Regions from separate parts of the Homo sapiens genome. Here all the other regions are linked to region 5. A link is a loop called in an ENCODE intact Hi-C map of the cell type or tissue named here. Cell type or tissue: heart right ventricle. All regions are shown on one strand. Region 1 overlaps PRKG1 (protein kinase cGMP-dependent 1). Region 2 overlaps PRKG1 (protein kinase cGMP-dependent 1). Region 3 overlaps PRKG1 (protein kinase cGMP-dependent 1). Region 4 overlaps PRKG1 (protein kinase cGMP-dependent 1). Region 5 holds the start of PRKG1 (protein kinase cGMP-dependent 1). Region 6 overlaps PRKG1 (protein kinase cGMP-dependent 1).

Region 1 (4,000 bases), 72 kb after region 5:
AACACATAGTGGTGGTGTGAGTTGCTGGGTTTCAAAGGACTAACAGTAACATCATGGCACTCAATGTATGCCCTGATGATAGGGTTGCCCAGGGTGGTGAGGAACTTGTTTATAGTGTATTCATGCTGACCTTGTTGGAAACAAATGAGTTCTGAGAAATTTCAATTATTTAGTGCCTTGAAAGGTAAGAAAAAAATACTTTAAAACATTGAATTGCAATTAGACATATAAATATCTGACATTTTTTTTCTCAGTTATTACCCTGTTTTGCTGTTTGGGCATCTAAACTTCAGAAATAGAGTTAGTTCTTAATAGATCAGGCCACATAGTTCTTAAATTATGTAATGAAATGCGTACGGTCTTATTTATTCTCAGGCAAGGCACTTTACGTTAGTTCTGTGAAACTTCACGGTTTTAATTCCATGATATGAGAGAGGAAGCTTACAGGAGAAGAGCTTGATCTGGATTCTTTTGGAAACTGCTCTATTTTTAGTTAGGCTCACGCGTAAAATGCATCTCTAGAGAGCTGAATGACTTGAATAGTTGAATGGGAGACTTTTAATATTGACGTTTTGGAAGTGGATGAACACCTAAAAGAACAACAATTTTCTTTTTCCTCAATTAATATAAGCCTGCCCCATCTGTTAACATCTAACTAGTGATTTCAAGAGCTACTTAGCATTGCTCCTAGTCAATGACAATGAGGTGAGAGTATTAGTTAAAATGGAGAATACTAGCTGTATTTTTAGTTTTAGAGAAAACTCCATACTGTTTTCCCTGGCTATACTAATTTACATTCTCACCTACAGTGTAAACTTTGGGAGGCTGAGGCGGGTGGATCACAAGGTCAGGAGATCGAGACCATCCTGGCTAACATGGTGAAACCCCGTTTCTACTAAAAATACGAAAAAACAAACAAACAAACAAAAAAAACAGCCAGGCATGGTGGCAGGTGCCTGCAGCCCCAGCTACTTTGGAGGCTGAGGCAGGAGAATGGCATGAACCCGGGAGGCGGAGCTTGCAGTGAGTCCAGATCACACCACTGCACTCCAGCCTGGGTGACAGAACAAGACTCTGTCTCAAAAAAAAAAAAGAAAAAAATGTAGTCCCTTTTCTCTGCATCCTCTCTAGCATTTTGTTATTTTTTGTCTTTTTGATAATAGTCATTTTAACTGGTTTAAGATGATGGCTCATTATAGTTTTGATTTGCATTTCCCTAATGATTAATGATGTTGAGCATTTTTTCATATACTTGGCCATTTGTATGTCTTCTTTTGAGATATGTTTATTCAGATCACATGCCCATGTTTTAATCAAATTATTATTATTATTATTATTATTTTAAGTTCCTTGTATTTTCTGAACATTTGTCCTTCGCTTGAAGCTTGCAAATATTTACTCCCATTCTTCAGGTTGCTTCTTCACTCTGCTGATCATTTCCTTTGCTATGAAGAAGCTTTTTATTTATTTTTTGACATAGTCCCATTTGTGTATTTTTGTTGTCTATGCTTTTGAGGTCTTATTCTTAAGACCTTTGCCTAGACTCGATGTCCTGAAGCAATTCCCCTCCTTTTTCTTCTAGTAGTTTTATAGTTTGGGGTCTTACATTTAGGTCTTTAATCCATTTTGAGTTGATGTTTTGTATATGGTAAGATTTAGAGATCTAGTTTCTAGAAATCCTGCTGGGTATTTATTCAAAGGAAAGAAAATCAGTATATCAAAGAGATATCTGTACTCCCATATTTATTGCAGCACTAGTCACAATAGCCAAGATACGGAATCAATCTAAATGTCCATCAACAGATGAACAGATAAGGAAATGTGGTACATATACCCAACAGAATACTATTTAGCCATAAAAAAGAATGAAATCCTGTCATTTGTAGCAACATAGATGAACCTGGAGGACATTGTGTTAAGTGAAATCGGTCAGTCACAGAAATATAAATACTGCATGTTCTCACTAATATGTAGATTGAATGCATAAAAGTAAAGAGCAGGATTATAGTTATTAGAGGCTGCAAAGAGTAGGGATGAGGGAAAGATACTGAAGGGTTGGTTAATGGATAAAAAATTATAGCTACATAAGAGGAATAAGTTCCAGTGTTCTATAGCACTGAAGGATGAATATAGTTAACAATAATTTATGGCATATTTTCAAAAAGCTAAAAGAATTTTAAATATTTCCAACACAAAGAAATAACAAATGTTTAACGTGATGGATATGATAATTACCCTGACTTGATCATTACACATTATGTACATGTATGAAAATATCACTCTGTATCCCATAAATATGTACCGTTACTACATGTCAACTAAAAGTAAAAGGAAAAAAAAAACGAAGGAAAATTAAGTTACCATCTGAATGACATTTGGGCAAATAAATATTTTATGGGCTATCTTCCCTTTCCACATCATTGTTTTTAGACTATTAATATTTCCTCATGATTTCATGATTTAATTCAAAGGAACTAAATAATCTATTTTAGAACTGCAGGAAAAAAGTTAGAAGGCAATTGACAATTGGTAAATATTACAATGTATGTAATAAAAGATAAATATTATTGTTCACCAAATAACTATGTCGCTAACATTAATTTTGGCCAGTGATTCCTTTGTTTTGTATCAAATGCTAATTATAGGTCTGAATTTGGCAAACAGTTTTAATTTCCTCATGACTATTTTTGTCATAAGATTGGGATAGCTATAGCAGAGTTGGTTGATGTGAAAATACAGTGTGAACCTTGTTGAAAACTGGTTTGTGGTTTTGAGGGAATATCTAAATTGGCCAATAACTTTGCAGGATTAAATTTTATCTTTATGTGGGCTGGTTGGTAGTTCTTAGCTCTTAGCCAGCTTATATCTGTGGAGTTCATTCAGAAAAGTTGTTAGGCAAGAAATAGGATCCATGGTTTGGGCAGAATCTTAACAATTGTGGCAGCAACAGGACTACCAATTTTCTTTCTTATAGGTATTAATCAAATATTTCACAATAGATGGATGGAGTTGTCCTTTGAAAATAACTCGGAATTAGAAACTTTTAAGAGGCTCTGCAAGGAGTATGTCTGTGTGAAAGAGCTGTGGACTGTCATGTCCTCAATGAAGACTTGGATGTCTGAGTTCCCAAATGGATAGACAATACTGTAGGCCAAGGTGACTGTGAAAATCATTTATTGCTTCCCCTGACATTTGATCCCAAAGTTGACCATTCAGTGCAAAAGAAAATTAGTGAGTGATGTTTTTGGTTAAAAATTTTTATTATAGAAGATTTGTGCTACATTTTCAGATTGCTTTCGCTGATTTCCATTCTTAGCAATAACTTAATAGCTTTGACTATGTCTTTTAAAGTGCCTGGAAGTCTTTTTTAATCAAAGAGATCAGATGTTAATGCTCACATTTCTGGGCAAGGCTGTTCTTGGCATGTTTACTATTGCCTGTGACCTGACTGAGGGCGAAACTGATCTAAAACATGAGTGAAAGTAGAGAGTGGGCACACTTCAGGCCTCTGGAGATAGTTCTTGAAATTGAGATGAGACCTAATTCTCTCCTAATATGTAAGAGTTGCCTGAGAGTAAGTGATTTAAATTCCAAATAAATGTAAGCTTTATGAGACAGTGGTTCCCAAGAGTTTCAATTATAAAACTCCCTTATTAACATGATAATCAATTTTGCTTTCAGTATTCATTAATTGATGAAATCCACAACAGAAAACCTCCACAAATTTAGTAACATTTTAAAGTAAATTTATATCATTTATTCTTTATGTCTGTTATATTGTCTATAAATCATACCCCTTTTTATAGTCCTTCACTGGTGTTTGGAATAAAACTCTTTATTGTAGTCTTCAAGGTCCTATGAAACCCATCCCCTGCCTACCTCAGTGATCTTATTCTCCCATCCCATTCCTTCTTTCTCACTGTATGCTTCAACCATACAGGTCTCCTTTCTGATCCTTGAATATATCAAGGTCATTCCAAACTCTACACCTTTGTCCTTG
Region 2 (4,000 bases), 890 kb after region 5:
AAAATTACACTACCTTGCTCAAAATCTTAAGGTTACTTAGTGGTAGAGCTGGAATTCAAAACCAGACAGACTGATTTTTAGACATAATTTATTTCAGGTGTAATTCAGTAATTAAAGATGAATGACAGGCTCTTCTCTCATAGACTAGACACTCAACATGTTGTGATAGTGTTATGTGAGAAATGTGTACAAATATGCAATCACAGAGTAATTAATCATCATTTTACGATAATTGGAGAAGATTTTGTAGAGGAGAAAATAGTTGAGCTGTGCCTTGAAAGATATCTAGGAATTTGCTAGGCAGTCAAGGATATTACAGTTTGTGAAACCTATCAAAGAGTGTCATGTGGATAGTTCTAATAATATTGAGTACTGCTGCGCAACTGAAGGTGGAAATGTAGAGTACGTTGAGGTAGCATACAAGAGACAAGACTGGAAGGGTAAGCATTGCTTAGAGTCTTGTATCTCAGTTCCAGCTTTGATGCCTCCTAGGTTGGTCACAATTTTTCTCCTTCTCCCCAGGTACTCACTGCTCCAGTTGGGTTTATTCAGTCTGTTGAGTGAGATCTAGGCAGTGAGTGTTTGAATTAGGGCAGGAGTCATAGGGTTTAAAAATTAGAAATAGAATAGGGAGAGAGTTTGGAGGTAAAATTTGTTGGGCTCAGTGACTGATGAAATGTCAGAGGTGAAGGAGATTGAAGTATAGCAGATGATGCCAAGATTTCTAACTGCAGAGAGCCAAGTGGGTGGTGATGCTGTTACTTAGGATGGAAAAAGTTGGAAGATAATTGAATCTTGTGTTCTCTAAATTCATTTCATATTTCCCTGAGTTTTAATGTAAGGGAAATATCTTTCTACTTTGTTTCACATTAAGTATAAACAGAGCTATCACAGATTGAAGATATCAAAATTATGCATATTCATGTATGTACATGATTAGAAATATGTGTGATTTTATATATTCTCCTAGTAGAATCTAGGATCCATTACAGTGTTCTATAGCTGCAGAAACTTCTAGACATCATCTAATCAAGAAGTCAAAAATTTGTTCCCAAAGACCTTTTTACTTTGGTTTCCTTTTTTTTTTTTTAAGCCAAACCAACCAGAAAACAAACAAAAACATTGAAAAGGAAATTATTTTGGATGGGTACCATTTAGCATCCTTATCCTCTTACTTTAGAACCTCTGAACTCATTTAAATGAGCTACCTGCTCTAACAGGCACTTGAGTTTTCTACCCTTGAGCTAATTCAACCTTCTCATTGACTAGATGTGAAACTGGGTTAGTTTAACAGACTTTGGAAACAAGGTATGAAGGAGGGAAAAAACAGGAGCAGTAGTTATACAACAAAATAGTTGCATAACTTATATAAACTATAATAATTATAAGACTATAAAAATATTTATGGGAGTAAGATACTTTTAAACAAGATGGGATATTTTTTCCTGCCCCCTCCCCACCACACCCCCCACCAAAAATAACCGTTTTCTATTTTTTCTGTTCATGTAGTGTCACATTGATTCTATATCGTTACCCACAGTGCCACCTATTGGTAAAATAAAGACGACGTAACCAGTTTTTCTGTAACCCATATTTGGTACCAGAGTCTTAAGAAATCTGCCCTGGATTTTCGCAGGCAGATGTTAGAAAGCAGATTGTCTGTGATCCAACTGAAATGGGAGATGAATCACGTGTTTTATGCAGAGATGCTCAAGCTTGTCATTTAGAAGAACTCCAAATAGGATCTCAAAAGCATGATATCCGACTTCCCCAGTTCGTGGTTCTGCCAACAAAGAGCCTGTGAAACTGCTTAGGGATTCTAAGAATTTAGATTGTTCCCACATATTGGGATGCAAATTGTTTTATATGCCATGCTACTCAGGCGTGATTGTTGCTTTTTAGCGACAGCAAGTTGAAGTATTGAGCTCATTTGATATGTGTTCTGCCAGTCTTCATGTTATCACACAGGCTATTAAGTGCCAAAAAAGGCATTAGTTTCACTGAATATATTTAATTTTTAAAAGTTAGTTTTATAAGGTTAGTGAATGTAATTTTCTCTTTCTTCATTATAAGCTTTTCTAGAGAAGGATATTATTTCTACAGAACTAACATAATACCAAATACAGTTGTCTTGATATTGTGGGGGGAGGATTGGTTTCAGGATCCCCTTAAATACTAAAATCCATGCATGCTCAAGTCCCACAGTGGGTTCTGCTGAACCACAGATATGAAAAGTTGACCCTCGTGTCCACGGGTTTTGCATCCCAGGAATACTGTTTTTGATCTGCGTTTGGTTGAGAATGAGGAACCTGCAGATGTGGAGGGCCCACTGTATTTATTGAAAAAAAAGAATCTGCATTTAAGCAGACCTGCACAATTCAAACCCATGTTGCTCGAGTCAACTGTGCAAAGTAAGGTGTGGTATATATGGTTGCAGGAGTAATTAATACATTTAACAGATATCAGCAATTGGTGCTCAAGTGCACATGCAATAACACACACCCAGAAAGGTACACAGTAGAGATGGATGTGGTAAAGTACAAACATTGATGACTTCCCTCTTCTATGCTCTTTGAATAAAATGCTAGATTCATGGTGATTGTTATTTGTTTGAAATCAAAAGATTTAGTCATATCCTCCCTCCCACAAGCTGTTATTGTCCAAATTTTTACGTGTATTACCAGAATGTATTTCTGGTTAGCTTTGCTCACTTTTGAGTTTTTATTTGTTGTGTATTCGATACTTGAGGTAGTTTTTGGAGGCAAGCTGTACTGACATTGTTGCAGCTACTCTTCCAGTTATTTAGAGACCAGGTAGTGATCCCAAGTAAGCCACCAGAAGACTGATCTGTGATATCCACGTCAGGAAAGACAAAATTGTTCCCCAGTTAAATAAAAAATTAAGTAAATAAAAATGGAAAAACTAGCACCATCGGACATCATGCCCTTTTAAAGAAATTGGGGTTTAAAAGCAAGTTGTATTTAGATTGAAGGGCTATGGGGACAAAAATCCAAAATCTATCCACCAAGGAGAGGCAAGTTAAAGGCTTGAAAGCAAAGAGTACACCACAGGCTGGAAGACTCTTGGTTGGGAGAGAAGGGTCAGGAAGGAGCTCGGGAAGAATGATTCTTAAAAACTAGCACCAAGGATGGGTAGGAGCACTAGCCCTGGAGCTGGACATCTAGGGTTCAAATTCTGGGAGCTTTGTCAGATACTGAGGCATTCAGAATGGTGGGTGGGAACACTAGTCTTGCAGCTGTACAGCCTTGATTCAAATCCTGCTTCCCCCTATTATAGCTGTGAGATCTCGGTTTCCTTACCCAAAGATGGGTAGACTCAATTTAGTATGACTGTTCTGTGAATTCCATGAAATAATAAATACAAATAGGATGATCATAGGTCTTGAATGGCTAATTTAGCTCCAGATTTCTTTTTCTTTTCTTTTCTTTTCTTTTTAAAGTGAGATATTATATAAGCCACGATGGATTTGGTAAACCTCCCTTTGATTTGCAGCTGTGGTCATGGTCTCTTCCTGTGTTCATTGAGACTAAATTTGGAGTTCACCAGGGATAATCCTGCTTTTTTTTCCTGACTCTTTCCAGATATAATTTAACTAATGTAATGTCTACCTTTCAAGGACAGCATATTAGGCTTTGACTGTAAAACAAAGTGCACAGGGGAATGTGGTCTAGGCACATGTAGCTCCTGATGTGGAGTGGCTGTAGGAGAAATATTCAGCACTAATGTCCCTACCAATATATTTGTTGGCAGCCACTTGAGCCTAGCTCTATGTTTATATTAATATCTTCAAAATGTTTGAGGCTACAAGGAATTTAATCGGTGAGATGAGTGGGGGAAATGTGAATTATTATGGAGTAGGTTTATCTTAACTATTTTGTGTGGAAAACAGAAGCTGAGAAATCTTTCTAGTTTGAGTTTATCAAGAAAGGCTGGATGCTCTCAGTGTAGTTTTGTCATTTATCATAGTAGAAATGTACAC
Region 3 (4,000 bases), 160 kb after region 5:
TGACAATGTTTTCTGTCTTGTTGTTCTTTGAGAGAAAAGACCTATGATGGTACCTCAGTGCAATGGAAAAAAAAATTCTTGACAAAAGGATCAAATAGAAGTGGTGGCACAGTTTCTGGAATATATGACATTATGTTTAAAATTGAGTGCAAATTCTTGTCCTCCCCTGTGCTAGACACGTTTCTTTGCCTGCTTGAATCCACAGCTCCTTCAATAGAATCAACCTGCCCCTACCTTGGCTCCTAGAAGTGTCAGCTGCACTTATCAGGTGACCCATTTCCATTTCTAGCTATGATTAGTTAGTCAGGGATGGAGCCTAATCAAAAGGGAGCTAACCTATTCATTCAACAGAGGTAAAGCAGATTATTTCTCTCAAGAATTTGAACAAAGTGGGCTCAAAGACTCAAGATATTCAGTGATGAGCCCCAAAACTGCAGTGCAGTGTACAAAATGGGCTGTGTAGGTGACCATGCTGAGAATATGCAAGATACATATGCGCAAGAATGTGAATGGTAGAGATGGAAAGAGCAGGCAAAGATAAGAACCTGGTGGAGAATGTAGAAGTAGAATTGAGAGAGAGCTAGAAGGAGCAATGTTAGGATTGACATTGTCACTCCGGTTTCTCTGAGACCACGTTTGACATTGTTGTATTCACATAATAACCATCTGTTTACCTAAGCTACTTTGAGTGAATTCTATTCCTGTAACCAAAAAAGTCTTCATGAGAACACCCCATTTTACAATATAATCCTGTGTGCATAACTATGACTTGAGATCTATTTCTACACTGAAATCTGCAATATGAGATTGTTCTAAGGAAAGCCTCTAAATAACCAAAAAGACTAGACAACCTTCAGTATTAGGGTTTAATAAAAATAGTTAGCATTCTGATATGGGAAATGTATTCCAGATGGAATGTTATTAAGGCTTATCAGTCTAGAGTAAACATGGATGTGTACACCAAATTCTTCAGTATCAGAACCAGATGGCACTCAAAAAGGTTTAATTTCATTCAAATAAGCAATGCCACTTTACCAACTAGAAAGGGGATAAATGAAACTCATTACCTCAGTGTATGGCTTAGGACTCAGATAAATGCATGTGAGAGAGATCCTTAATAGGTGATTGAGATAAATTAGGGAAATTTAAGAAATCTTCTTATACCTTTAAGGGAGACTAGTGAGAAAGATTTTGCTGTCTAACAAAACATTTTCTTGATGTTAGTATTCGATTCCACAATAAGCGGTATCTTTTATTCTAGTGTTCTCTGTGGGTAGTAGGTATGAATTTGCCCTGTGACTCTCAGGTGTCTTGTTACATTCTTCTTATGAATCAGATTATTTTCTCAAGAGTCTGGAGATCTTATGTCATCCTGAAAATGTAGGGAACGGTCTCTTTAGCTTATCAGAGTTAGAATTGAAATGCATATTTTCCAAATTCATATGGACCATATCAAGTTGGGAGCCTGTTTAGTGCCCAATCTGACCTTGGAACACTTTGCCCCACTATGTGACTTTAAATAAGCTTCTTAACTTCTCAGGGTCTTGGTGCTAAGGTCAGTCTTTCTGAATTCATCAAAGGTTTTCAAAGATCCTCTCGCCTTTTGAGATTCTGCATGGTAGTAAAACCCACTTCCTCACTATGGAACCCACCCGTCTTTCTGTGTCAGACAATTTTCTTCTGCTTATGGTTGGGGCCACTCCTCACCTTTAACTAATGAATTCCTTTTCTGCTTTGTGATGAGCTAGTCTTTTCTGCCCAGATTGCACTGAAAGATAGAAGCTGCTGCTTCGTTGTAAGGAGAGCTCAACCTGTTCACAAAGATATCTACCTCCCTACAAATTTTTTTTAGAACAAATATTGCTTGAATACATTTAAGGCAAAAATAAACCAATAAAAATCAGCCTTAGATTTGATAGCTGGGTTGGAATTGAACCTTTAGGTTTTCTTACCAAACAGGATTTATCTCTGCTTCATTAATACATAGCATTAATTTGGCATTTTTATTCTCCACTTTAAATAGAACACGGGAAGACAAAATAATTTTCTTTCAGCAACAAGAAAGTAAAGCAGTAGCAGGAAATCTAGAAAAAAAAATCCTTCTAAATAGGAATTAATATTTTGCATCCTTTTTTTGTATTTTTTTCCTCAATTAGAGTCCTAGCCAATAAACATTCAAGTCAACCAAAAGTATTATTTCTGAATGGAAAAGAAAAAAAATAAAAATATTTCACCGAAAACAAACAACACAGTATAATAACTTACGATTTTTGCTAAATTGATGATCAAATATATTGGACACACTATTTTTTCTAACAATTTATAGGCTGTGAATAGACACATTTTACCTAAGAGTATATACTATCTGTAAGTAGCTTGAAATAAAATCATTAATGTTTTTGATTTTCTATTTCCAAAGAACCAGAATATGTCCTGGTCATGGACATTCAAGCCAGTACTTTCCGTAATACCTAACTATGGCAAGAGTGTTAGAGAGCAAATTATTCTTCCTAAGAACGATATTCCATGCAGGAAGCCAGAGTTACCTTCCATAGAAACACAATTGCTCAAAGAAGAAGAGCTTTCAACTCCCTGGCCAAGCCTTCTTTGAAATGATTCTGTTTTTCTGTTACTTATTGTGGTATCTGGGAAAGGCAGATATTTGCTTACTTGTTTCTCAAATTTAAGATTAAATATTACTATTTTGTTCCTCTTTGGACACAATGGCAGATTTTCTTTCACCAAATATTTATAGAGCCCCGTTAGGTTTAAGTCACTGTCAGGCAATTTGTTCTAAATCACGTTACATCTTGCAGAAAAACAAACAAACAAACAAAACTTCTTTTCTTTGAAAATACTAATAATTGCCATTCTGCATATCATCTTGTACATTACTGTCTGCCTTTGCTGAAAGTTCTTTTGGTTTTTGTCACTTAATGCTCGGGAGATGGATTTTATAAAGACCCACTGCTGAAGCCATTCCTCCACAAGACCTCTTCCAAAATCTTATGATGACTTTTTAATTTATGATGAATTTTAAAATACAATTCTAGATGCTTACTTTTCTGTTTTTGTTACACAGAGATTTTCTGATAGAACAAGTGACAGGGAGAGATGAAAATGAAAAGGATAAAACCATTTAAAAATTAAAAACTAAGTCATCAAAATGGTGAAAATTGGTTAAATTATATACACATACCTCTAAGAAACCAGGAAAGTATGTAAAGCAATTTAGAAAAAACTCCATCAGAAATGGTTAAAAATGAAAAATAAAAAAAAAGAGAGAACCAATTAATATTTGGAGGGGAGAGAAATTTGCAAGATTTCTTTCTTCCCAAGGTCAGTGGTTCTCAAATTTTGAATGTATCAGAATCACCTGGAGGGCTTGTTAAAACAGATTGCTGGTCCCGCCCTTAGAGTTTCTGGTGTAGCTGCTTTGGGGTGGAACTGAGAATTTGCAGTCTAACAAGATCCCAGATGGTACTGATGCTCTTTGAGAACCACTGTTCTAAGAATAAGAACAGTTAATTTTAGTTCCAGAGTATGACTTTTCAGAAGTCATTTGACCTCTTAGCCTCACTTTCTTTATCTGTACAATAGGGAAAATACCTAGATGGCTACCTCATTGACAGGGGAGAGCCAATTAATCAATAAATTTGATAACCCTTAACTGCTGACCTTAACTCTGCAATGATAACCTGTTATACTGATAATTCAAATGCCATTTTATATTATTTTTATACACAGTGTAGAAATGTTTATTTCCTGTGGTATCATGTGTCTTTGTTGTCAGTATTTGTCAGCTTTCATGTGATATTTTTCCCACCTCCCTGTGAACTCAGAAATGAGGAAAGTAGTTTGCATTCCGAATATGCATTTGGGCAATAGTATAGATGTTCATCTATCCAATAAACCAGGTTCTTTTTTTTTTTTTTAATGGAGTCTTGCTCTGTCGCCCAGGCTGGAGTGCAGTGGCATGATCTTGGCTCACTGCAACCTC
Region 4 (4,000 bases), 170 kb after region 5:
GTCTCATCAGTAGTTCTGAAGGTCAGGAACTCTCTCTTTCAAATTATGCCTCTTTAATATCTAGAAATGTATTCACAGGACAAATGTTTTGTATTTATGTATCTAATTGAAGAAATACTTCCAGATCAAACAAAATCCTGCAGGGACCTGTAAAATATCAAAAGGACTATCACCTTGAACACCAAGAGGGGCCTCCTCTGTGTAGCCTGGATGGAAAATGCCTAAACATCCTTGGTAGTCAATGGAAGAAAACTCCCTACTTAAAGGAATAAAAGGCTGGGACAATAAAAGTACTGACCTCTTAGGGATCTAAGGAAAAGATTCTGGACCAGAATGGGCCTAGGCTTGAAGTGGATCTCTTCCAAAAGAATAGTGAATAGTTTTTATCTTTTCTAAAAGATGGATTGAATGGAATTCTTCCATTTGTAGTAGTTCTTGTAAGTTTAATTAATTTTGTAACATCTTTTGAGAATTTACCACATGCCACTCCTTGAGCTGGGTGCTTACTATGTGTTTATTATTTTAACCCTCACAACAACCTCAACACCCTCATGAAGTAGGTCCTATTAGGATCCCTGTTTTGAAGATGAACTGAGGCTCATGTTTAGCCCAAGTTCACTGAGCTAGTAACTGGCAAAGTTAGAATCTGAAATGAAATCTGCCTGATGTCAGAATGATGTTGTTCATTCATAGGCTGATATTCTTAAGGCTCTACCCCAAGACAATAGTCACGGCGTCATGGCACAGGCAGCCTGTGGAGCTAGCTCATTTGCTCCAATCCAAAAAAAAAAAAGCCAAAGAACCTCCTTTAGCTAATTGCTTCTCTTTCAGGGAATCATCGAATTATCAGAGTTGGGAGAGATGTTAGCAAACATTTATTCACATATTTGAAGAGGAAAGATAATCACACAATTTAAGACGAGGAAGCTCATCTTAATTTAAGCCGAGGGAGGTAAAGTAATACCCTGCTTTAAGTCAGTGAATTAGCAGCAGAATTAGAATCTGAACTCTGATATCCTTATATTAGCCTACTGCTAATTCCTCCTAAGGCAAGAATAAACAGCTTTACAGATTAGGCCTGCAAACCCAAACCTATAAAGTGACAGCATATGTCACAATTCACATAACAGATGTTGTTTTAGGTTGCAATTGTTGTCAACTACTCTTTCTGCCAAAGTCTCTCTTTTTTAGATCATCAGAGCCCATCTGACAACCTGTAGAACTTCAGAGGCAGAGAAAAGAATTATTTCTCCCTGTCCTGTGCTGTCCTTAAACCTGAGAGGGTCATGCCTGACCTGATGAAAACACCCTTAAAAAATCAACCATCCAGTAGTCCAAAGCCAATTTCAAAACTGCTTTATTTGCATAAGCAATATTTAGAACCCTGGATACCAAAGATCCACATCATTGCCAGTGGAGAATGGCTTTTTTGCCCTCTATGCTGGAACAATAAAAAAAAAAAAAAGATGAATAATGTAACAGTCTGGCTTGAAACAAAAAGATTGCTGAATAAGGTGGGAAGCTCCCAGAACTGAAATTCAAATAGAATAATAGCATGGATTGTGATGAGGAAGGCAAGGGAAGTCGTCCTATATATAAATGACTGGGTGAGAAATTCTCTAATGAGCACATACAGGATAAAAGACAGGAGGCTGGGAGAAGAGCCCAATAACCAAGCGCAAGTGTCAGAAGCCTGTAGAATGTGTCAAAGGGAGAAAATGCCAAAGATGAGAAAAGTTTATAAGTATGTTCAGAACAAGAAGATAGAAGGTGATTGGATGAGTCAACCAAAAGCCCCTCTAGGATAACAAGTCCTACTTTGTCTTCCCCCAACACATAACAGTTTCTCTATCAAAGGAAATAAATATTAGATTGGATAGGGTATAATACTAGTGAGAAGAAGCTGAAGCCCAAAGATATGAGGAAATTTTAAACCACTACATTGGTGCAGTAAATTCAATTCAGCAAACAGTTATTGTGCATCTGTAATACCCTGACATTTTCCTAGGTACCAGCAATGATGTCCATTTCGAGGTGAGTAAGATACAATCCCTGCCCTCAAGGCTCGCAGTCTAGGGGTAAAACAAACATTAGACAAGTTAGTTATGTAACACTGGGATAAATGCAATTGCTATGTTGATCTTTGTTACTTTATAGAGTTACAAAGAATGGGAGAGGAGCAGGAAGATTGTAATTGACCAGAGGTTGATATAATTTTTGAAAAGAAGCTCAATCCCCCAATTTTTAGATTAATTAGCTTGGTGGGATGATGCCAATCATGAGCAAAAATCTGGAATCAATTAGTGAAAATATAGTGAACACTAAGACAGGTTGCAGGTGATCACTGAGAATCATCTTGAGTTTACTAAGACAGATTATACCAAAGTGATTTAATTTCTCTCTTGGAAAAAAGTGAATTAGATTTGGAGGGAGGCTGGAGACCCGGTGTAGACATACTGGATTTCTGTGAATGTTTCACTAGGTCTTCAATGGCATGCTTGTGAATAATAAGAATTGATATGGTGCTAATACATTGAGATGGACTTGGAAATGCCCCTTAATTAGTAGATATCAGTTAGAAGGAAGGCTTTTTGGTGGGGGATTGTAAGCCCCTTAGCCTTAGTGTGACTGTGTTCATCCTTTCTTTCCTGACTTGGATGATGTATCAGTGAGAGAGCCCACAGGACACAGACAGCTGACTTAAGCAGGGAAATTTGAGGAGAGTTTATTAAAAGGACTATTTACATGTGGACATGTTTTAAAGGAACTGATAAAGAGTAGTGCAGAGTCTCAGGTCTGTTCACCACCACTGGCCTAATGGGAAAAGCTCAGTCCCTGGAATAGCTGTGAAGCCAGAGCAGTCAGCAGAAGGCTCTTGCCCTGGTCAGGGTGTAGGATCACCATTTCCTGGCATTGCTCTGGCGGACCTTATGTTTTTCCCTGCTGTGGTGTATGTGCAGGTGCCTACCTAGTTCCCCATGTTCTTCCTCCTCCCTGGACTCATCGTCTGTACAGAGACCTAAAGAAATTGTTTTCCCTTTTCTGGACATCAGCCATTTTTCTGTGTTGATTTGTTGCTTCTGAAGACCTTCATTAGATAGATCTTTCCTGATGTAATCCATCATGGCATGGGCAGTTTCATTCCCCATAGTGCTGGTGAGCATTTGGCAAGGTCTCTTTTCATATACCTGTGAACAAGGACTATGGGCCTGATGCCAAGACTTAAATGCACCTGGAAATGCTAATTAATTGGTAGATATCAGTAGATATACTCCTAGAGAAGCAGGGCTGGAAACGGAACAATTACATTTGCAGGAGAGTATTACTTGACTTCTTATATTGCCTTCTGCCATTTTCCTGGTTAATTTCTAAAGACTCTTCTTACTGCTTTGGTAAATAAATTATTCTTAGACCAATGATGCTCAGAGTGTGCAGTAATTATCCCTAACAAATGTAACAAACGAGTTTTGAATTTTGTTCTATTGTGTTGATGTTGTCATGTTTTGTTTCTTTTGCAAGCAATAGAATCTTTCTTGGCCCAATGTTCAAATAACCTTTTTCTTATTTGAGCACATATAAACACACAATCAATAAAATTTCCCAAGAAGGAACAACATAAATATTTTAAAAATATATCATAGATACTTTACATAAAATGTAATACCTATGGGACTATTTAAAACTTATTAGTTATTTGATTAGATTTTCATTTATTTATGTGGCAAATTGAAATTAAGGAAACTAAGCATTTGAATTGAGTGTAGGAATATTCCCTTTCTTCCTTTTTTTTTTTTTTTTTACCATTTATATTGTCAAGGTGAATCCAAGATAATGATTTGTTGCAGGTAGCCTGAAATCTCAATATCATTTCTGAGGTCACCCTCATGTCTAGGGGGATATGTAGAGTAGATCATATTTATTTATAGAACATTCAGTGGTTCTTTCTCACACACACACACTCTGCCTCCTCCTCCCAATTCCCCCTGCTGTGGAGTCTCTA
Region 5 (4,000 bases):
AAATTGGATGAGTTCGTAATGTCTTAAGCAAATATTAGGGATTTAGGTACGTATTAGGCAGATATTTGGGGATTCTAAACATGTGTTCCCATGATGGGAGTGTAACACTTGGATAGAAAGGAAGTTACCTAATTGTGATCATTTTGGGGAATATTGAGTGGGCAGGGATGAGGGTGGGAGTGGGTAGAGGTGGGGGTGACTGCAGTATAGTGTACAATTCACTGCAGCCTGCGTGGTCTCCCTCGCTCCTTCACGATTTTCCCTCTTCTTCAAAGTTTGTGTCAGGATGTCTTCCTGGCCATTCAAGTGGAAAGATACATTCCTAACAGCTTGGTTGTGAGGAAAGTAATATTTTTAAAGGTATGATTCAGTTTCAAGATGAAATTTTTGGAGCTCGGGAATGATTTTTAACCCCCACCCTCTCCCCGCCAAATTCAGCAAATGGAAGAAGCAAGGCCCATCCGAGAACTATTCCCAGGCACCAGCTCAAGGCGGAGGGCTCATGGGGAAGCTGAGTGACCTGCTAGGGCCCAAATCCGTTTTTGGCCTTTGCCCTAAAACAGTTCCCCGATGAGAGTTTGGAAGGGGCAGAAAGGAAAGTAACTATCTGGAGCAGGCGAAGAGTAGCAACGCCTCGGGTGCTAAAATCGGAAACCCCACCCCCTACCCCACAACCCTTTCCCAAAGGTAGTAGGCTGAAAGGGGGAATTCCTCGCGGGCGCCGACTCGCTCGCATCTCCTGAGAGGCAAGTTTCTTCGCAAGCGTTAGCCACCTGTGTGAGGCGCTCTGGGTGGGAAAGGTGGCGTGGGAGAAGCGACAGCTCGGCCACACCGCTCGGGAGCTTTCCTTAGTGAGGCCGGCCGTCAAAATACCTCCAGAACTCAGAGCTTTGATGATGCAGAGTCCCCTATGCCTCGTACGTCGCTAGGATCGTAGCTCAACATTCTCCAGGCTGGTCTGCTCTGGAGTCAGCTGAGGCCTCCCGAGTTTGCCCGGGGTCCTCCCTGTCCCCTCCCTCCCACCTCCCCACCCCCGAAGTAGCGCTCCCGCCTCGCTCCACCCGCACACCCCCGGCGCGCCTCGGAGGCTTATCAGGCTCCCCGCACGCCCCGCAAGCTTCCTTGGGCGCCCGGCGCGAGGGACTCTGAGAGCCCAGCCGCTGCCTCGGAGCCCCCATTCACGTCCCCTCCTCCCGCTCCCCCGCCACCGCGCCTCCGACTCTTCTCCCCCGCGCCGCGGCGCCCACCGCGTCTCAGGTTTAATCCCGGGTTGGACCTGCTGGTTTGCTCTCCCCGCTCTGAGCCTCACAGCCAGCCCAGAGAAGTGGAATCTGCACTGAAACTCTGGGTGGCTGGAGCCGGCGGACTGGGCATGCTCAGAAGCCAGGGCTGGCTTTGGTCTCAAGTAGGAAGCTTTGGCACTCGGGAGGCAGCGGCGACTTTGGGGAAAGTTGATCGGAGAGGGGAGGAAGCCTCAAGACGCGGAGCAGCGGCAGGAAGGAGCCCCCGGCAGCCCGGAGGAGCATGGGCACCTTGCGGGATTTACAGTACGCGCTCCAGGAGAAGATCGAGGAGCTGAGGCAGCGGGATGCTCTCATCGACGAGCTGGAGCTGGAGTTGGATCAGAAGGACGAACTGATCCAGAAGCTGCAGAACGAGCTGGACAAGTACCGCTCGGTGATCCGACCAGCCACCCAGCAGGCGCAGAAGCAGAGCGCGAGCACCTTGCAGGGCGAGCCGCGCACCAAGCGGCAGGCGATCTCCGCCGAGCCCACCGCCTTCGACATCCAGGATCTCAGCCATGTGACCCTGCCCTTCTACCCCAAGAGCCCACAGTAAGCAGGGGTGACGCGCCGGGTCCATGTGGCGCCCTGGCGATGGGGAGCTGCGGGTCTCTGTATTGTCTGTCGGCCCCCGCCCCTCCCGCTTGCCATGTCTGTCCTCATCCTCAGAAATGTTTCATTTTAACGGGCACTTCTTGCGGGGCTGTGCACGTTTCTCAGAGCCAGACTCACTGCACATACGTTGCCTTCGTGTCTTTGTCAGATGTCAAGGTATTATTTTTAAATATACATATACATTCGTATAAGCCACCTAGTGTACGTAGAGTTTGAACACGTCCCAGGTGTGTGTCCGACCGTGTGTGTGAGTGTGAGAGAAGAAATAAAAAGCCCCCGTCTCCCAAAAGCCCTGGCAAACCAGCCCAGCTGGAAAATCCTAAATGCAGGCTCATCAGACTTGAAATGAAATGCGTCTGATCACCCATACTTTCTATGCTTTTGTGGCTCTCCCGGATTTCTCTACCTGCTGGCGCTTCACGCTGGTACCCTTCAAACCTGACGTTCTTGTCATCATCAAAGTGTGAAACATAAGCAAATAGGCATAGAAAAAGGAAGAATTTTTGATTTCCTGAATTGGATGACATTTACAATCCATAAATGGAAGACTAGTCTGTTGATTTTGAAGAAATATTTTTTCATAACATATGAGGGAGAAGATTGCTTATTTTACTTAAGAAACGTGCATAATGTTACTAATGGAGCATCTCCATCTCCCAAGAGGTGGTTGCTTGTTTCCAGGGTCAGATACAGATAAGCACACTTATCTTATTTAAAACGTGGACCCATTGTTTGCCTTACTCTTGGCTTCTAATGCAACCACTCTGGCATTGTTCTAGCCTTTTAGGGAACTGTGCAATTCTGATGTTAGTGGGCTTCATAACTTGGATGGGAAAAATTTAATGAAACTTGTTATACAACACTCAACTCAGAGTTCATATGGAGAGTAAAGCGACAGGAACATGAGGTTAACAGAATGTGGGAGAGCACCCAAAAGAACGGCATTTTAAATTAATAGATAATAACGTAATTGATAAAACCAAGGATATTGCTGCTTACTCTACTACTAACGAAATCACATTGGCTGGATGGCACGTGTTACGTAATAATGCAAGGTCCATCGAAACCCTTCACTTCATAAATACAACAAGTTAATATAAGGAGAAAGTAAATATTTGATTATCTCTATTTGTATTTATTGGATGTTTTTTGGGGAGAATCACAGCATGTACCAATTACTACTTTTGAAAACTTAGAGTTATACCTATACATGTTGATTCCCATGGAACATTTGCTGTTCATGCAGGCTTAGTTTAGGGAGGAGTTTGTATTCTGCGAGGGAGTTGGAAAGAGACAATAAGGATAAACATTTCTGAGATTCTGACCTTACCAAATTGCCCTAATAGTTCAGCAGACTTAGATCTGCCTTAGAAACCTGAGTGATCTGAATAAACTTCAACTTTCTCTGGTAAATTAATTTGCAATCCTGACATGCCTGACTGTTTTAGCTAACGAGGTACATGACCATCTCTCCTGGGCCAAGTTTTGCATAATGAAAAAATAACTCAAAGACAGCTCTCTGCATCTTTAAACATTTCATAGGATCTCATTTTTGTATCCGCAGGACTTTTGAGTGACACAGAGCAAACTCTGCTTTTACAAAAAGACCACTTTAATAGGTTTCATAGTGAAGCATGTTGAAGCCAGCTGATAACTCCAGTTACACATTCCATCAGAGATTTACAAGATTCTAGGCAGTAGGGAATGAGCTATACAATGTGATAAGTTTAAAAGCCTCTTTGTACATGACTTGTAGAATATCTAGATTGAAAAACAAACAAACGAAAAAGGTCCAGAGTGGAAAATAAAGCTGGTGTGGCAAATAATTTACAGCATCCCATTATAATAACATTTTATCTATCATTATAATAACATTTTATCTATCAAACAACACTGTGTGTCCTGATACTGATTTCTTACTAATAACTTGTATTTTAAAGGACTCAGCTCTTAAGGTATTGCCATGATGCTTTGGGTGACTCTGAAGTATTTTATTGAGGAAAATGATAGAATGCCTTCCAAGCTTAAATAATTTTGGAAAAACATCTGTTCTTTTTTCACACTTACATAAAGAAAACTAGAAAAAAATTGGCTTGAGTAGT
Region 6 (4,000 bases), 310 kb after region 5:
TTTGGCTATAAAGTCCTTGCAGTCCATCACACCTCTTTTTAGAGATGAATTCTCCCAGCAGGAATAGTTACTACCTGTTTATTGCCAACCCAATGATGAACCCTTGCTGTTTTCTGCCTGTTTCACTTAGGAAGGCTTGGTACCTGAATTGATATTGAAACATTCATATGACAAATATTCGAAAGGCCAGCTTTTAGCTTTCTGGCTGGTTAAGTGCCACATAGCAGGACACAAAATTATTTCATGTAGTTTGCTAACTCCCTTTAGTTGTTATTTCTTTTAAACATATTAAGTTGTATTTTCATTTCTACACATGGAGTCATTTCCCTTCTCCTCCATTATGTTCTAATATATTTCATTCTATTTGGACTTATCTAAGTTGCACTGGTTTTCTAAAAGTGACTGCTGCTACTGATATATTTTATTATTAATAATAAACATTTAATGTTGGGCATATGGTATGAAGTCATTTTTAAAATTAAATCCAGTTTTTTACTATCTAAATTAAGAATGTCAGCTTTGAAGTTAGTGGGTTGACTGACAATGATATTTTTGTTTTTTCATTTATTTCTTAAAGTGTTTAACATTTAATGTTCTAATTTAAGAGTTGAAGAAATGATGTGGTATATTTTTGAAACTTACTTTTATCAAACCCTAAAATACATTTTTGTTTCAAGCCATATATAAGACCGTTACTATGAGTTGGTGTTTTGAATTGGGACACTTTCTTTTCATTAGTAATGTATATTCCCCCTTTTATTTTAAAGTGTTCCCTATAGCCATCACATATTGCCACAGTTTGGGGGCATATGTGAAGACATCTGATCTGACTCTCTTACTTCTGAGGTAAAGAAACCGAGTCCAGTGAGACTAGCTCAAATAGTGACAGATCAAAGATCAGATGCAAACCCCCTGAATTTAAGTCCAGGACTCTTTTATTACACCACACAAATCTCTTTTGATGCCTAAAATCACTAAGATTTCTTTTTAAATTTTCTGTCCATGATAAATATTTATATAGTCTTGAGCCTCAAGTTAAAGTTTAGCTTACCAAAGGCCCTATGAATATGAGAATCAGAAATCTGGAGGGAAATATTAGCTTTTCAGTAAAAGGGCAACAGTGTTTTTGAAATGTTCAATGTCATGTGAGGAAAAAAAAATTCTGTCTTTCCAATTAAATTCTCCTAACACTCAACGATGCCTCTAGATTGTTTTGGTAACTTTATAATTCTATAACATATTTTATAAAAACAAATTGTCTAGGAAAGTTGTCAGTAAACTCATGTCAAAGTAAGTACACTGTGAAAATAATGTAGTTGACTCTGTACTGTAATAAGGAATACCAACCAGCAAGGTGGTCTGGTTAAAAGGAAGTTTTTTTCTCACCAGCGTTCTAGTTTTTTGGTTGCTAGTGGAAAATAACAGAAATACATTTGCAATAAAGACAAATTATGAATTCTGTGCAACTGACAGCAGATCTAATGAGGGTCCTTTGAAACATGGTAATTGATTCCAAGTTGCTATTGTATTAATACAAAAATAGGTTTCTTCTTAAATCTGTCTATCTAGGTAATGCTTCAGGGATGCAATATAATTGTACTGACCAGGCGTATAACTTGTGATAGCCAATTACAGGATTTTTGTAGGAAAAGTTGCCTCTGATGTAGTTTGGAAACAAGAGTTCTGATTAAACATTCCTTAAGAAACGAGTACAAATCTTTTTAAAAGATATCTTGTTTTTCCTCTTTCTTATGACCAATTTTCATAACTTTTACAGCTTTGCTTCCGTTATGCAAGTGGCCTTTTAATCTTATGCAAAGACATTACTCTTAGAGAAATAACTTTTTTATTCCTTATCCTGGTGCCCCATGCCACAGAATAAAAGCGGTCAGTCCTGGTTAGGAAAAGAACCCCACAGATAGAAAACCTAAAAATAATATTCAAACACCGATCATTCTTTTACACTCCTCACAGTACTAGAATTACTTAACTAAATTTCATCTCTATTGATCACCCCTAACATGCCGCCACAGCTGTACAGTTTCCTTGGTATTGCCTGTCAGCCACTAGGGGGCATCCTGGGGCAGGCAGACAGCTCTAGGTTTGCACTTTCACCCTTCTACTTGGTGGGTGTCCCATCAAGTCCTTGGCCAACTTAGTTAAGCTCCCTTATTCTCAGTAACTTCTTTTTAAAAATTGAGATAATAATACTAGATTAGCTTATAAGTTATTTTCCATATATAGAGAAATAATAATGCTGGATTAGCTCACAAATTACTTCCCATATACAGATGGATTATTGAGTAATACATAAAATGATAAGGGAACAAGAACATCTTGGAACTAAGAAATGTCACTTTCAGTGACTTTTCTGCCAGCAGCCCAATCGGACAGCTGTATTCCATCTTAGATAGGGAGATGGAGGGCTCCCAGAAGGTTGCTTTGACTCTTTCAAATTCTTGAAATTCCCATCTGTGGAAAAGTATGTTTATGGACCCAAATGAATTTCAGTCCACTGGCCATATGCAAAATCTGGCAGAATGTCATCCCTCCCTAATTGCTTGATTCTAGCTAGAGCCAATGTGCTTGGTAAGCAGGAATGTTTGTGGTCGAGGCATTCAGTTGAATAAGCTGAATTAAAATGTTTCAAAACTCCATACACACTTCAGTTGATAGTACAGCATTTAAGGCAGAATCATGTGGAACACATCCAAAGTGCAAAACTCTGTGGGAATTCCACCAAGCCACATACCATGGCTTTATATCTGAAATGACTAACTGGAATCACTGGGTGAGGCTCTTGGCAGTGTCCATTTATGGCCCATAAAGTTGGCTTCAACTTTACAGACAGGTTCATATTCCTGGAAACTGCAGGCTGCTAAATACATTGATATACACATTCATGACATGCGTATATTCATAGGCACTTTGAAACTTGTTTCAAGGTGACAATCAATATGTTTACATACAATTCAACTTCAGGTTATAAAATTATCATTAAGCAATATGTTCATGGGAAAGAATTTTGGAGAAAACTTAGTCTTGACTCCCTAGGATAGCTTTGAAGATAACACGAGTTCATGTGTACCTATAAATATCATTGCAACACTGCATAATACTTAGTCTATCAACAATTTTCTTTTTCCTTTATTATTACATTAGTATACCTAAAGTCCATGGTGGTATTTACTTTCTTAAGGTGAGGTTAAGGCTTCTTCCTTATAACAACAGGTAACACCAACTGAAGTACTCTAGTAGAGGGACTCACATTTATTCAGGAGTTGCCATTTGCTAGGCAGTAAGCATTGATTATTACCACGTATAATTTTGCCTCGAGGGAACATTTGGCAATATCTAGAGACATTTTCATTGTCATTACTGTTACCTACAGGGTAGAGGCCATGGATGGTGCTAAACATCCAACAATGCACAGGAAATCACTCCACAACAAAAAATTATCCAGTCCAAAACATCTATTATATAATCCTATGGTTGAAAAACCCTGCGCAAAGATAATTGGTTTTGATTTAGTCTTCGTAAACATCATTTGAGGTGGATTATGGTGTTATCCTCATTTCTCAGAGGCAGAAATTGTAGCACTGAGAGGGGGAGAGGCTGTCCAAGATTGTAGAACTTGTGGAGGAGTGCAAATTTGGCTTATTCTAGAACCTAGTTTCTTCATCCTTGCTCTCTAAGGGTAGAGTCCGAAACAGAACTCTTTTTTCTGCTTCCAGAACACATTGCTGCCTTCTTAGTTAATTACTAGAATGAATGATTATAAAACTTACCTCCTGCAGAGTGAGTGAGTTTTAAAAATTTGTTTAAAACAACAAAAGAATTCACATATTGTGTAACTTTGGATTTAGGGTACCATTGAAATTGATTTCCTTAGAGGTGTGCTAGAGGCAAAGTTTGCTAATCTGGTTGGTGGAAGAGTACTGGTGGAATCTTTCTTTAGGTTTCTCTCTATGTTTAAGTTCCTGCTTGCACCTGTGCTAGT

The links. Hi-C counts contacts between places; a loop is a spot of excess contacts. Peaks named below come from ENCODE experiments on the same cell type or tissue, not always from the same donor. Only the 100,000 strongest peaks of a DNase experiment are listed, where the experiment ranks them.
Region 1: a loop joins it to region 5, with 3.0 times the contacts of the local background. A loop is called at or near these places in 2 of 110 quality-filtered maps.
Region 2: a loop joins it to region 5, with 4 times the contacts of the local background. A loop is called at or near these places in 37 of 110 quality-filtered maps.
Region 3: it touches region 5 in a loop (2.4-fold over the local background); 18 of 110 quality-filtered maps call a loop at or near these places.
Region 4: a loop joins it to region 5, with 4 times the contacts of the local background. A loop is called at or near these places in 17 of 110 quality-filtered maps.
Region 6: it touches region 5 in a loop (2.6-fold over the local background); 11 of 110 quality-filtered maps call a loop at or near these places.

What each region holds. Positions count from the first base shown.
Region 1 is chr10:51,145,108-51,149,107 of GRCh38, forward strand. The region is part of intron 1 of PRKG1 (protein kinase cGMP-dependent 1); the gene reads left to right. Among named protein-coding and RNA genes, the nearest start is that of PRKG1, 73 kb to the left of the region's middle. In heart right ventricle, no CTCF peak of the experiment used is centred here; no DNase peak of the experiment used is centred here; H3K27ac peaks cover 1,125 bases.
Region 2 is chr10:51,959,046-51,963,045 of GRCh38, forward strand. All of the region lies in intron 5 of PRKG1 (protein kinase cGMP-dependent 1), which reads left to right. Among named protein-coding and RNA genes, the nearest start is that of CSTF2T, 260 kb to the left of the region's middle. In heart right ventricle, a CTCF peak has its summit at 1,549 (motif pointing left); no DNase peak of the experiment used is centred here.
Region 3 is chr10:51,232,588-51,236,587 of GRCh38, forward strand. All of the region lies in intron 2 of PRKG1 (protein kinase cGMP-dependent 1), which reads left to right. Among named protein-coding and RNA genes, the nearest start is that of MIR605, 65 kb to the right of the region's middle. In heart right ventricle, no CTCF peak of the experiment used is centred here; no DNase peak of the experiment used is centred here; H3K27ac peaks cover 476 bases.
Region 4 is chr10:51,240,527-51,244,526 of GRCh38, forward strand. All of the region lies in intron 2 of PRKG1 (protein kinase cGMP-dependent 1), which reads left to right. Among named protein-coding and RNA genes, the nearest start is that of MIR605, 57 kb to the right of the region's middle. In heart right ventricle, no CTCF peak of the experiment used is centred here; no DNase peak of the experiment used is centred here; H3K27ac peaks cover 3,482 bases.
Region 5 is chr10:51,073,067-51,077,066 of GRCh38, forward strand. It overlaps PRKG1 (protein kinase cGMP-dependent 1), which reads left to right and starts at 1,421. Exons shown (of 18, transcript NM_006258.4): 1 at 1,421-1,835. The coding sequence starts at 1,525. In heart right ventricle, no CTCF peak of the experiment used is centred here; DNase peaks (open chromatin) are centred at 825 and 1,545; H3K4me3 peaks cover 4,000 bases; H3K27ac peaks cover 2,243 bases.
Region 6 is chr10:51,387,458-51,391,457 of GRCh38, forward strand. The region is part of intron 2 of PRKG1 (protein kinase cGMP-dependent 1); the gene reads left to right. Among named protein-coding and RNA genes, the nearest start is that of MIR605, 90 kb to the left of the region's middle. In heart right ventricle, CTCF peaks have their summits at 2,079 (motif pointing right) and 2,279; DNase peaks (open chromatin) are centred at 2,087 and 2,455; H3K27ac peaks cover 1,767 bases.